2 separate regions of the Homo sapiens genome follow, and region 1 is linked to region 2. Evidence: chromatin contacts called from ENCODE Hi-C or POLR2A ChIA-PET data. All regions are on one chromosome and are shown on one strand. The core of a region is the stretch at or near the end of the contact, and the rest is flanking DNA. Distances in the headings are between cores, read along the strand shown.

Region 1 (6,609 bases), core at 1,365-3,864, 540 kb after region 2:
ATTCCAATTGATGATCATGAGTCTTAGACATCACTGGTCCTTTTTCTAGTATTTGTTATAAAAAAGTCAAAATACAAGATCAAGCCCGCCACAACTATTTGTGCAAAAAAGTGGAAAAAGTAAATGTATGCCCCTAGATCGTGGAAACATAAAGAAAGCATCTCTGCAAATAATGAGTATGTGATTCCAAATCTACCAGGAGCCAGGAAAGATTTGGGTATAGCTCAGAAGCCTGAACCCAAGGTAAGAGGTACTGAATTTCACTACAATACTTACCATCTATGATCTCTGATCTAGTCACTGAAGTCATCCTAGGTGGTAAACTCTGAAAATAGGAAAATGGAAGTGATCTGTTCTTCACGTTTCACTGCAGTCTCAATGGGGCTTTACAGCCCCAGAATAAATAGGCCGTGTGCTTTCCAGCCTCTCTGAGCTACCCTTATCCACCTCCCTGACAGAGAATATCAGCAGGGGCCATCACCTCCTCTTCTGAATTTCTATACACTTTATTGCTAGAAATATTCAAATCTCCCTGAACACATACCCTACCTTACTTCCCAGTTACTTTGTGTTTAACTAGTCCCTAATTCCATTGATGACATTATGGTCTACCTGGTCTTCCAAACTAGAAAAACCACATCATCCATTACTTCTTATTCTTAGTTCTCCAGATCCAAAGTCCTAACTGTTTTATAAACAGTCTCTAAATCTTTTCTCCATTCTCACTGTTACTAGTTTATTTATTATTTTGAGACAGGGTCTTGCTCTGTTGCCCAGGCTGGAGTACAGTAGCACAATCTTGGCTCACTGCAACCTCCTCCTCCCCAGTTCAGGTGATTCTCCTGCCTCAGCCTCCTGAGTAGCTGGGATTACAGGAATGCACCACCATACCTGGCTAATTTTTGCATTTTTAGTAGAGATGGGGTTTCCCCATGTTGGCCAGGCTGGTCTCAAACTCCTGGCCTCAAGTGATCCACCAGCCTAGGCCTCCCAAAGTCTGGGATTACAGGCGTGAGCCACCACGCCCAGCCTCACTGTTACTAGTTTAGTTCAGGTCTCATAATTTCTGGTCCCTCCCACTATCTTAATAGTCTCTCCACTAGTTTTTCTACCTCCAACGGCCCGTCTCCAGTCTATTCTTTGTTTTTGTTTTTTTTTGAGGTGGAATCTCACTCTGTCGCCAAGGCTGGAGTGCAGTGGCGCAGTCTCGGCTCACTGCAACTTTCACCTCCCAGGTTCAAGCAATTCTCCTGCCTCAGCTTCCTGAGTAGCTGGGATTACAGGTGCCTGCCACCACACCTGGCTAATTTTTGTATTTTTAGTAGCGATGGGGTTTCCCCATATTGGCCAGGCTGGTCTCGAACTCTTGACCTCAGGTGATCCGCCCGGCCTCAGCCTCCCAAAGTGCTGGGATTACAGGCCTGAGCCACCACACCCGGCCCAGTCTATTCTTCAGACAGTTGCCGGGACTTTTCCAAAGTGTAGTCAACACCTCAGGTAAACTAGTCCCAATTTACCCATTCCTGCTCTCTCCTCCCAGTCCTATTCCCTGTACTACTTCTGAATCTTTGCACATATCTGTCCTTCTACCTGTTAAACTTATTCATCCTTCCCAACCTGGCTCAAATATGAAGCTTTCACATCACTTATCTTTGGCAGAGTTGGTGGTTATGCCCCTTGGCCTTCGTAGCATTGGCTATAAAATCTGTTTACATGTCTGTCTCCCCAGCCAGGCTGTATTTGTATTCCTAGTGACTGTCAGGAACAACTGCCTGGAAGGCAGGGATGTCACCTAGGCATCTCTTCATCGTCCCCTCCCTCCCAGCAGAAATCTGTCTGTGGGGGGTGCTAAGTAAAAAGATATGAATATATGCAGAGGGACAAAAAGGAAAAGATAACAAGGAGGGCTCGGTCAAGGATCTGAATCCCCCACGGTCCTTATGACAATATCACACAAATCCAGGCTTGGATAATAACGACTGTATCACACAGATCCAGGCTTAGAAAAGCAACAACTGTCAACTGTTAAACGCTTATTCTGTGCTAGGACCTGTGCTATGTAAGCGCTTTACTTGCATCGTTATTCCACTTAATCCCTTCCACAACTCCGTAAGCACCATTAACTCCACTTTGCAGACAGGGGAACTGAGGTTCAGAGGGGCAAAAAGCCTGGCCCAAGCTTGTGACACAGCCAGCCTGGGGGCACAGGGGCAATTCGAACCCCAGCCCTCTACCCAGTCCTCACCCCTGTTTCTGGAGCCTAGACCCCTGGCACGGCAGATACGTCTCTAATGGGGTCGGTAAGGGGGACTGCCCTCGGGTTTCATTTCACCCGGGAGGAGGTCGCAGCGCCCTCGGGGACCCCCAGTGTCCACGGTCGGGGCCGGGGCTGCGGCGGGTCGAGCTGGGCCGACGGGTACGACGCCGAAGAGATTAGTGCGGCGGCGGGCGGGGCCACATCAGAGGACAAGTCTGTGACTTCCTGACGCCCGTCCAGTCCGGAACCTCCGTACCTGAAACACAAGGCCACGGGTCGCTCTCCACAGCCCCAGGTCACTCCTGGACGCCTTGCGCACCCGCAGCCGATACTCCCTGATCAGGGTGAAGCGGTCTCCACCTTCTACGTCACGGTCACCGCCTCCGAAACTCCCGCCAACCAAGGGCGCATGCGCGGCCGTCAGTTTCTCGGGCACGCGCGCGCAGAACGCCTGCCTCCGGCGATGCACATGCGTACACCGCCGCCCGACGCGCATGCGTACACCGCCGTCCAACGCTCCTGCCAGCTCCGCTCCTCTAGTCCAAGTCCTTTAGGTCCTGTCTGGCCACGTCACCACCTCCCCGCAACACCCCGCCCGGGAGTCCCTTTCCGGGACCCGCCACACTATCGTGTCCTTTTGCGCCCGACGGCCCCAGAGCCCATCTAAGATGGGGGAAACAGAGGCCCGGAGAGATTCTTGCCGGAGGAATACAGCGCCTCAAAGGGCATCTGATGCCCTGTCCCCGTCGCTAGGCTCTGGTTCCCACTCCCTTTATCTCCTTAACTCCCAAAATGTGGACCGTGACTCTCCCCAGGGTGGACTGGAGCTCTGAGCTCAGTTTGCCTCACAGTCTATCCCACTCCTGCTCTAGGACTTTTTCTCTCTCATTTCCAGGCCACTCCCTCAAACGGCTTGCTTTACTTGCTTGGTGGGTGGGGGCCTGCCCTCGGGTTTCATTTCACCCGGGAGGAGGTCGCAGCGCCCCCAAGTGGTCGCAGTGTCCTTAGTCGGGGTCGGGGGGTGCGGCAGGTCGGGCTGGTCCTTAGGGGTAGGACGGGGACAGGGCATCAGATGCCCTTTGAGGCGCTATATTCCCAGGCGCTGTTCCCTCTGCCTGGGAAGGCTTTCCCTGCTTTTCCTAGCTACATCCTCCAATTTTTTTGTATTTTGAGACGGAGTCTCGCTCTGTCGCCCAGGCTAGAGTGCAGTGGCGCGATCTCGGCTCCCGGCAACCTCCGCCTCCCGGGTTCGGGTTCAAGCGATTCTCCTGCCTCAGCCTCCCGAGTAGCTGGGATTACAGGCGCCCACCACCACGCCTGGCTAATTTTTGTATTTTTAGTAGAGACGGCCACTAAAAATGTTGGCCAGGCTGGTCGCGAACTCCTGACCTCAAGTGATCCACCCACTTCGGCCTCCCAAAGAGCTGGGATTACAGGCATGAGCCACTGCGCCCGGCCACATCCTCGAATTTTAAGCCTCAGCTAAGGAATGATTGATTTCTCTCCAAGCATTCTCTCTGGCCTTAGGCTGAAAACCAACTGTCCTTTCTGTGCTCCCAGGAGCCCAATCTGTTCCTGCTCCACTATCCCATGCTGGTCTAGGAGGCTCCAGAGAGCGGGCTGCTTCCTCAGCACCCAGCACGACGCCACCAAAATGTCCCCTTGGATGTGCACAGTCCTTTCTTTCACAGAAAAACTTCCAAATATTGAATTATAAGCAGCCCACAGTCCAAAAGAGGGGTTGGAGAGAGGCAGCTGGAGCTGACCGTGGTCATCCTTCCATAGCAGTTGTGGTCCTTGGAAAAGTTTTCTGGTGGGAGACAAAAATCTGCCTTCCTGAAATTTCCACCCTGTGGTTCCAGCCTGCTGGCTGCAGCAGCCATTCTGAAAGCAGAGATTTGCCCTTGGCTCCCTGAATATCACTTTCTGGGGTTGAGAGGTACCCAGTTCCTTTTATGCTTGCCTGCCTCTTAAACTCCTCTCTGTCAACGTGCCAGGAAGAGAACTCAGTGTTCCTTCCCAGCTAGGGCTGGCCATCCTGGGGCACAATGAGAAAATGATTTCATGGAATACAGACCCAATACATCTTCTACATCGTTTCCCTGCTTTGAATTGTTGCATGGCTCCCTCCTGTCCACAGGAGGCACACATTTTTTTCCCCTATAAGGCACTGTGTCATTAGGCTGGGTGTGGTGGCTCACGCCTCTAATCCCAGCAGTTTGGGAGGCTGAGGCCTGCGGATCAGTTGAGGTCAGGAGTTTGAGACCAGCCTGGCCAACATAGCAAAACCCTGTCTCTACTAAAAATACAAAAATTAGCCAGGTGTGGTGGTATGCACCTATAATCCCTGTTACTTGAGAGGCTGAAGCAGGAGAATCACTTGAACCTGGGAGGCCAGGAGAATCACTTGAACCTGGGAGGCCAGGGCTGCGGTGAGCTAAGAACATGCCACTGTACTCCAGTCTGGGCAACAGAGCAAGATTTCATCTCAAAAAAAAAAAAAAAAAAGAAAAAAGAAAAGAAAAGGAAAAAGAAAAAAGGCACTGTGTGATCTGACCCAGCCTCTTCTTTCAGTTCCCCAGTTCTGCTCTGCTCTCTTTCTACGAGGCTTTCACACATGGTATTCCCTCTCCCTGGAACCACTTCCCCTCAGTCCCGTGCCTACAACACACCACCATGGCCTTCATCTGGTCAACATCTCAATCTTAGGTGTCATTCAGATGTCCTTTCCTCTGTGAAGCCTTTCTTGTTTCCTCTGGGCTGGCTGAGCACCCTGGGCTCCCCCTGCCATTAACATTTGATTTCATATCTTCCAGGCCCATCCATTGTATCCTCAATACCTAGCACATGCCTGGCTGTTATTAGCCCCTCATAGAAGAGATCTATGAAGTATCATGTAGCCAGCTTCTAAGATGGCCCCCAATGACCCCTGGTTCCTGGTGTTCATGCCCTCGTGTTGTCCCCTCCCATGCTGAAGAATGCTAGTCTATATAACCAATTAGATATTGCAGACATTATAGACATTATAGTCTGTGGCTTTTTTTTTTTTTTTTGAGACGGAGTTTTGCTCTTGTTGCCCAGGCTGGAGTGCAATGGCGCGATCTTGGTTCACAGCAACCTCTGCCTCCTGAGTTCAAGCGATTCTCCTGCCTCAGCCTCCCGAGTAGCTGGGATTACATGCATGCACCACCACACCCAGCTAACTGTGTATTTTTAGTAGAGATGGGGTTTCTCTATGTTGGTCAGGCTGATCTCCAACTCCCGACCTCAGGTGATCTGCCCGCCTCGGCCTCCCAAAGTGCTGGGATTACAGGCATGAGCCACCGCGCCTGGCCTAGTCTGTGAGTTTCAAGGCTTAGCTATAAAAGACATTGTGACTTCCTCCCTGCTCTCTCATAGATCACATGCTGTGGAGGAAGCCAGACGCCATGTTGTGAAGGCACGCAAACAGCCTACAGAGGTCCACATGGTGAGGAACTGAGGCCTCCTGCAAACAGCTAGCAATGACTTGCCAGGCATAAGTAGCTACTTTGCAAATGGGTCTTCCAGCTCATCAGGCATTCAAATGACTGTAGCCTGACTGACAACTGACTGCAACCTCCTGAGACCTTGAATCAGAACTGCCCAGCTCCCAAATTCCTGACCCATAGCATCTGTGGGGTATAATAAATGTTTCGGAATAATTAATTACGCTTCAATAGACAATTGACACACACCTAAAAGTGTCTTTTTTTTTTTCATAAAATTGTTAAAGTCTTTTGTAGAAAAGTTCAATTCTATTTTTCTTCTTTTTGAAGACTGCATTTGTTTCTCAGTGGTCATATCACACTGTGTGGGAGACGCTGAAGTATCAGCAGGCAGCAGCCAGAACACCTGGTGGCCCCTCCCAAGTGACTCCAAACCAGCCAGCTGGCTGTGGCCTCCCTGGGCTCCCCACTTCCCAGGCAGCTGGGAGTGGGGAAAAGTTAGGTTTCAGATCCGCTGGGGCCCCCACCCACCTCATTAGAAAAATCAGAGAGGAGGCCAAGTCCACAGCAGCTGTTCATATGACATACTTTATTTCCAATCTACAACCATTAAAAACGCTTTATAAGTTTACACTGTACAGTTATTCTCATGTCTGAAATAAGACACAGGGGCAGGGAGAGCTGGTGGATTGGACTGCAGTTGTCCTAGCACCCGATCCATCCTAGGAAGGAGCCTTTTGAAGACAGAAGTGGAAAGGAGAGAATAGTGGACAAGAGAGGTGGACAGTTGGCCCAAGGATGCCCTTGGTCCCTTCCCTCCCATGGGCCTTGCCCTGGGGGTCCCCCAGGGCCCATGACTGCAGGACCCTCACCAGGAAACCAGGC
Region 2 (6,574 bases), core at 1,543-4,042:
GCTACTCGGGAGGCTGAGGCGGGAGAATCGCTTGAACCCAGGAGGCGGAGGTTGCAGTGAGCCGAGATCGTGCTACTGCACTCCAGCCTGGGTGACAGAGAGAGACTCCGTCTCAAAAAAATAATAAAATAAAATAACTAACTAAATAAATTGACTCACGTTAAAAGCAAATGCATTTAAAAAGGAAACTATATTACTTCCACAAATGAAAAGCTTATGTTATTTGCCAAGAAAGGAGGTCTTCATAAAATAAATGCAAAAATATTAAAATTAACAACCACAATGCACTTAAAACCTAAACTCATCCCTTGGACCACCTGAGGTGCACACACCACACTTTCCTTTTATTCCACCAAGCAACTCACCTCAGCCCACCTTTATTGCTGCAAATCTCACCAGCGAGTCTTTTCCATGTGTATGTATTTTTCCAGAGTTGGTCATCTTGTACATACTTTTGTAAATACTTTAAAATATATATATGTACATATATGTATATATATGTACATATATATCTATATACACGTATATATATCCTGAGCATTTCCGTATACTTTCAAATACTAAATACTTATTTTCTTTGGAAAGGTAATTCATTAAATGATACAAAGACTATGCAGTGAAAAGTGATTCTTCAGCCTTCTCCAGATTTCTGTCTCTTGTCAGAGGCAATTGCTGCGAGGAACATTATGAATCCTTCTCTGAATTTTCCCTATAGGTCTCCTTTAGCAATCTGTTATCCCTAGGGTTCTGGAATAGGACTTGGTTTACAAACAATGGGTCTTCATATGATTCCTCAGGACCCCATACACCCTGATCCATATTTCTGTCTCCCATAAAGGACCATCCTGACTCGGCTTTTGTCGAATAATCAAAGGTAAGTTCACCCAGATTAGTGTTTTTCAACTGCATTGAGAGTGGGGAAATGACCCCTCCTCCTTTACCCCCAACCCCCGCCCCGGGGACATTTAGCAATGGTTGTCACAACTGAGGGGTGCTACTAGCTCTAGTGGGTAGACGCCAGGGTTGCTGCTAAACATCCTACAATGCACAGGACAGCCACATACAACAAATACTTATCTGGCCCCAAATGTCAATAGTGCCAAGGTTGAGAAATTCTGATCTAAATGGACATGTGACCCACAAGGTGGGACTCCTAGGCCACCATTTACAGCTTCTACAACCAGTGTTCAGTGTCCTGGAGTCTCTGAAAAGACGGTGAGCCCAACTGAAACAGGGAGCTTTGAGACCAGACCATAGAGCTCAGCACTTAAGACTGGGAGTGGGGAGGGGTGGAGAGGGAGCTGAGCTTCTTCATGCAGGAGATGAAACTTGACAGGACAGGCTGAGATTGGTAAGCATGACTGTGACTGATGGAGGCTGTCTCTGGTTAATCCTGCAGCAGCTCATTGTGATTAACCATGACTGCAGGGCCCGGTCTAGTCTGCAACCCACTAAGAGATAAATTTTGACCGAGACAGATTGGCGTGTCCAGCTGTCACTGAGGAAATGTGACAGACAAGCTAAGGAGCAGCAGCACAAGAGATAAGAACAGACAGCCCTTGGTTTGCATTCTAGCTCTGCCATTCTCTGGCTGTGTAACATCTCTTTGAACCTCAGTTTTCTCTTCTGCAAATTGGGAATACACATACCTTACAAGGGTTAGTGCAAGGATTATAAATACCCAAGTGGGCCGGGCACGGTGGCTCATGCCTGTAATCCCAGCACTTTGAGAGGCCAAGGTGGGCAGATCACCTGAGGTCAGGAGTTCGAAACCAGCCTGGCCAACAAGATGAAACCCCGTCTCTACTAAAAATACAAAAATTAGCCAGGCACGGTGGTGGGCGCCTGTAATCCCAGCTACTTGGGAGGCTGAGGCAGGAGAATGGCTTGAACCCAGGAGGTGGAGGTTGCAGTGAGCCGAGATAGCGCCATTGCACTCCAGCCTGGGTGACAGAGTGAGATTGCGTCTCAAAAAAAGAAATACCCAAGTGGCCTGCCCTAAAATCACATAAGCCAATTCTTGGCAATAAATCACTTAATATAGATCTCCTACTGGCTCTGTATCTTTGGTGGAACCCTGATTAATAGTGCAGGGTTAGACCCACAAATAGTTATTTATTAATACCAAATTATCATCATTATTAATTAAATGCATAATATATGTACTCAGCTGAGCTTTTGTGCCTGGCTTTGTGCTCGGTTCCAGGGAAACAGTGAGGAACAAGACAGGCAGATTCCTTCCCTAGTGCGTTGATAGCCTGACTGAGATGTTAGGACTTGGCCTGCAGGAAGGACACGGGGTGATAATGGCCAGAGGGACTGAGGTGGCGACCGCTGCTGCTGCAGCAGCGGAGGCTGACGCTGGTTCTCTCTGGGCTGGTGGCTGGGTTTCTGAGGCTCTCCCCGAGGGCTGAGTGTGACTGGAAGCTGAGACACTGTGACCGGGATAGAGACTGGCTGACAAAGACAGTGACCGAGCGCCTGACTGGCTACTTCTGAATAGTAGCCACTGGTACAAGCCTTGGCTGTGCTTTAGTGACCATGACTGCTTGAGCCCAAAGTAAGATGGCTGGTGGCTGTGTTTCTGGACGGGGATATAAAATGCATAGGTTAATGAAAGTTGTTCACAATTCAGAAGCTAAAACGAGAAACTAAGAATAACAAAAGGCAACCTTGCATCCGGCGGAACCTGCAGGCACGGGCCATTCTTCCCGCGACCCAGGGCTCTGCCGGACCGCTTCCCCCGTCGCTCCAGTCAGACGCCAAAGCTGGAGAACTTCCGGTGCGTTTCCGCTGTACCGGAACGTGGGGCGAGGCGGTGAGTGTGGCCTCCTGGCCTCTTTTTCCTTTCCTGATTCCTTGTGTATGTGTGGCTGGGCCGCCCCTCTTCTCGGCTCAGAGTCACGGAGTGCCTTGAACTAGGCCCACCTCGCCGGGGCGGCTGGTTCTCTGTTTGTGGGACGCTGGTGTCTCTGGAGGCCCTTCCTGAGAAGCCGTCGCCAGAGTTACGTCGCGGTTTTCTTAACTTTAGAGCCTGGGGGCCGGAGACCCTGATTGCACTCGACCTGGCTCTGCCCTACTCTCTGCGTGACTTCCAGTAAGGTCTTTCCCCGAACTGAGGCTTTGTTTCTCGTTTACAAAATGGATATCATACTTGTATTAAATAAATGTTTACTAAGCGTTGAATCTGTGCTAGGGATACAGCAGGACTCAAGTCTCGTGGCGATGACAGCCTTCAATCAAACATCCAAAACTGCAGTTGTGATCATTGAGACGGAAAGGTACAAGGCACCCCAGATTATATCACAGGAGACCTGACCTAGCCCCAGGGCAAGGAACCTTTACTGAGGAGGTGAATATTGAGCTGAGATCAGAAAAAAGGATTTGACAAAGTGGGGAGGGAAGAGTTTTCTATATGGAGACAGCCTCCAATTTCAGGTTCTGAAAGAGGCCGTTGTGGCTGGAACAGAGAGCTTGTGGGGGACCATTGTGTGACACAAGCTAAAGGGGTTGCCAGGAGTCAGACCGTGCAGGCTTTGTAGGTAATAGGAAGAATTCTGGTTTTTCAAGAACCATATGGGAAACCACTCAGAAGCTGACATGGGTGGTGTTGTGATTAGATTGGCATTTTGAAAAGGTTACTGCTGTTGAATGGAGAATGGGTTGAGGAGCAAGCACTCTGAGTGAGGGACGATGGTAGCTTGGATTAGGGAGGTGGTGGAGAGAAGTGGATGGATGTGACTTTAGGTGTTCCAGGACTGTGAGGAACTCACAGAGCTGTCAGTGACAGGGGCTGGTAGACTGCAGAGTTCTATGCATATTTAATAAACGTTTTCCTAGCATCTCCTCTGTGCTAGGCCCTGTGCCAGCTGCTGGAGATATAGTGAATAGAATTACAGACTGGTGGAATTAGCATGAAAGAAACGTCATTATCAAGGAGGAGCACACAGATGTCACAAGGGAAAATGGCTAATTGATGAGCTGTTATTGTAAATGGAATATCTGTTCATTCAGCAAATATTAAATACTTTCTGAATTCAGGATTACAAATAGGAAGATGATACGTATTATTATTATTATTATTATTATTATTATTATTATTATTATTATTATTTTGAGACGGAATTCGCTCAGACCCCCAGGCTGGAGTGCAGTGGTGTGATCTCAGCTCACTGCAACCTCTGCCTCCCAGGTTCAAGCAATTCTTCTGCCTCAGCTTCTCAAGTAGCTGGGACTACTGGCGCACACCACCATGCGCGGCTAATTTTTTTTGTATTTTTAGTAGAGATGGGGTTTCACAGTATTGGCCAGGCTGGTCTCAAACTCCTGACCTCATTATCCATCCGCCTCGGCCTCCCAAAGTGCTGTGATTACAGGCGTGAGCCACCACGCCCGGCCTGTTGATACGAATTATTTAGAGCAGAGTCTTTCAAACTTTTATGACTGTGACCTACAGTAACGAATACATTTTATGGCACAACCAAGTATACACACAAACACACAAAGCTCCAGAAAACAGTACTTAGCTTTACTACTCATGATGTATTGTGATATTTCAAAAATTCTGTTATTTTCGTTTAAAAAATAATGCTGGTTGAGACCTTCACATTGATTTCCTAATCCACTAATGGATTGTGACTTGCAGTTTGGTGAAACACAAAGTGCTGATTCAGGGTAAGAGTCATTTGTGGTGGTTTTGAGGTAACAATGATAAAATGTGCTCTTATTTTTGGAAAAGGATTGGTCTTCCTTTCTGCACTGCTTTATTTAAAGTAAAAAGGGTAAACAGGGCCAGGCATGGTGGCTCACACCTGTTATCTCAGCACTTTGGGAGGCCGAGGCGGGCAGATCACTGAGGTCAGGAGTTCCAGACTAGCCTAGGCCACATGGTGAGACCCTCTCTGTACTAAAAATACAAAACTTAGCCAGGTGTGGTGGCACACACCGGTAGTCTCAGCTGCTTGGGAGGCTGAGGCACAAGAATTGCTTGAACCCGGGAGGTGGACGATGTAGTGAGCCGAGATCACGCCACTGCACTCCAGCTGGGGTGACAGAGCGAGACCCTGTCTCAAAAAAAAAAAAAAAAAAAGTAAACAATTAAACAGGCAGCTCGTTTTTCTGTGTGTGAAATTTTGACGTCTTGGCTAGATTGGAATTGCCTAGAGGGCAGTGACTGTCTTAATCTGTGATGTTTTTTGGGGGCCTGGCAAAGATCCTGGCACAATGCAGGCACTCAGTGAGTATTTGTTAAATTAGTCAGGTAGGTATCTTAGGACTAGAAGGTTGCATAATGGTTTGTTTACATTTGTTCATGTTGGTACCATTCTTGCCGATATCCCAGAGGCAATGTCTGGGATATTCAGAAGTAGGTAAAATAAGTGTACTAAGCTCTTTCTCTTCTGGCCAGCTTTCTCTTCCTAGGCTAGCTTTACCACCTGAATTCATTCTGGATGAATGGTCCAGAGCCACCACTGATTGTGGGCTCTTTGGGAAGTTGTTTCACTCCCTGGAGTTTAGGTTTTTTATGAGTGAAAGAAGAGGGGAGATTTGTGGTAGGAAAGCTCTCTAGACCCTGAACAAACTTTAGATGCTGAGCCTCCACTTGCTACCGTCTGTCCATTTCTGGGCCTTCCCTGAGGCTTATGGGAAACTGGATATGTACTTGATTTAATCTTTCCAAATCTTTTGGGATAGTTTTTTGGCAGAATTGTAGTTTTAAATGATGTAGGCATATAGTTTAGAGTGACCTGTCCAGGCATTTTCCACCCTCACCCTCTGTTGTGAGAAAGAGATCTGAGAAGATATTAAGAATGGACGGTGGACAGAACACTGGCCTGCAGGCAGGGTATCCAGATTCTAATTTGGGTCCTGGTATGACCATGAGCATGTCACTTTTCTTTCACTGGTATCTTATAGCTGTGAAGTGAGTGTCCTTGCATGTTAAGCCAAAACACAAAAATCCTTTCCTTTAATCCTCGTTTTTCTCATCTGTAAACTCAATGCAGGGTTGTCATGAGGATTAAGGGAAATAATTATGTCAGGGGTCTAACTCAATATCTGGCACATACAGAATGCTTAGCAAATGAAGCATCTTTCCCCCACGTTCTGATTAACTCTGGTTTCTTTCTTTCTCAGCTGTTCATCAAAGAAAAAGGGTTCTTTTGGTCACCCACCACTGGCCCCATGGCTGCCGTGCAGATGGATCCTGAGCTAGCCAAGCGCCTCTTCTTTGAAGGGGCCACTGTGGTCATCCTGAACATGCCCAAGGGAACAGAGTTTGGGATTGACTATAACTCCTGGGAGGTCGGGCCCAAGTTCCGGGGCGTGAAGATGATCCCTCCAGGCATCCACTTCCTCCACTACAGCTCTGTGGACAAGGCTAATCCGAAGGAAGTAGGCCCTCGTATGGGTTTCTTCCTTAGCCTGCACCAGCGGGGGCTGACAGTGCTGCGCTGGAGCACACTCAGGGAAGAGGTAGACCTGTCCCCAGCCCCAGAGTCTGAGGTGGAGGCCATGAGGGCCAACCTCCAGGAGCTGGACCAGTTCCTGGGGCCTTACCCATATGCCACCCTGA

The links. Hi-C counts contacts between places; a loop is a spot of excess contacts on that map. ChIA-PET counts read pairs that join two places held with the same protein, here RNA polymerase II (POLR2A). Pooled maps may share reads with other maps.
Region 1: a pooled map shows a loop between it and region 2 (6-fold over the local background). The contact joins the promoter of DSN1 here to the promoter of AAR2 in region 2. A Hi-C loop is called at or near these places in 6 of 50 pooled maps. POLR2A ChIA-PET finds 5 or more read pairs at or near these places in 2 of 52 experiments (T-cell and activated B cell).

Annotation. Positions count from the first base shown.
Region 1 is chr20:36,771,149-36,777,757 of GRCh38, forward strand. It overlaps DSN1 (DSN1 component of MIS12 kinetochore complex), which reads right to left and starts at 2,615. Exons shown (of 11, transcript NM_001145315.2): 1 at 2,514-2,615; 2 at 277-325; 3 at 1-45. The coding sequence starts at 310. It overlaps MTCL2 (microtubule crosslinking factor 2), which reads right to left. Exons shown (of 15, transcript NM_080627.4): 15 at 6,299-6,609. It overlaps LOC124904894 (a long non-coding RNA gene), which reads left to right and starts at 3,987. Exons shown (of 2, transcript XR_007067574.1): 1 at 3,987-4,070; 2 at 5,657-5,944. RefSeq lists enhancers at 2,374-2,919, 2,541-2,600, 2,731-2,870, 2,881-2,960, 2,920-3,466.
Region 2 is chr20:36,233,686-36,240,259 of GRCh38, forward strand. It overlaps AAR2 (AAR2 splicing factor), which reads left to right and starts at 2,793. Exons shown (of 4, transcript NM_001271874.2): 1 at 2,793-2,818; 2 at 6,136-6,574. The coding sequence starts at 6,184. LOC105372602 (a long non-coding RNA gene) reads right to left here and starts at 2,781. Exons shown (of 3, transcript XR_936695.2): 1 at 2,673-2,781.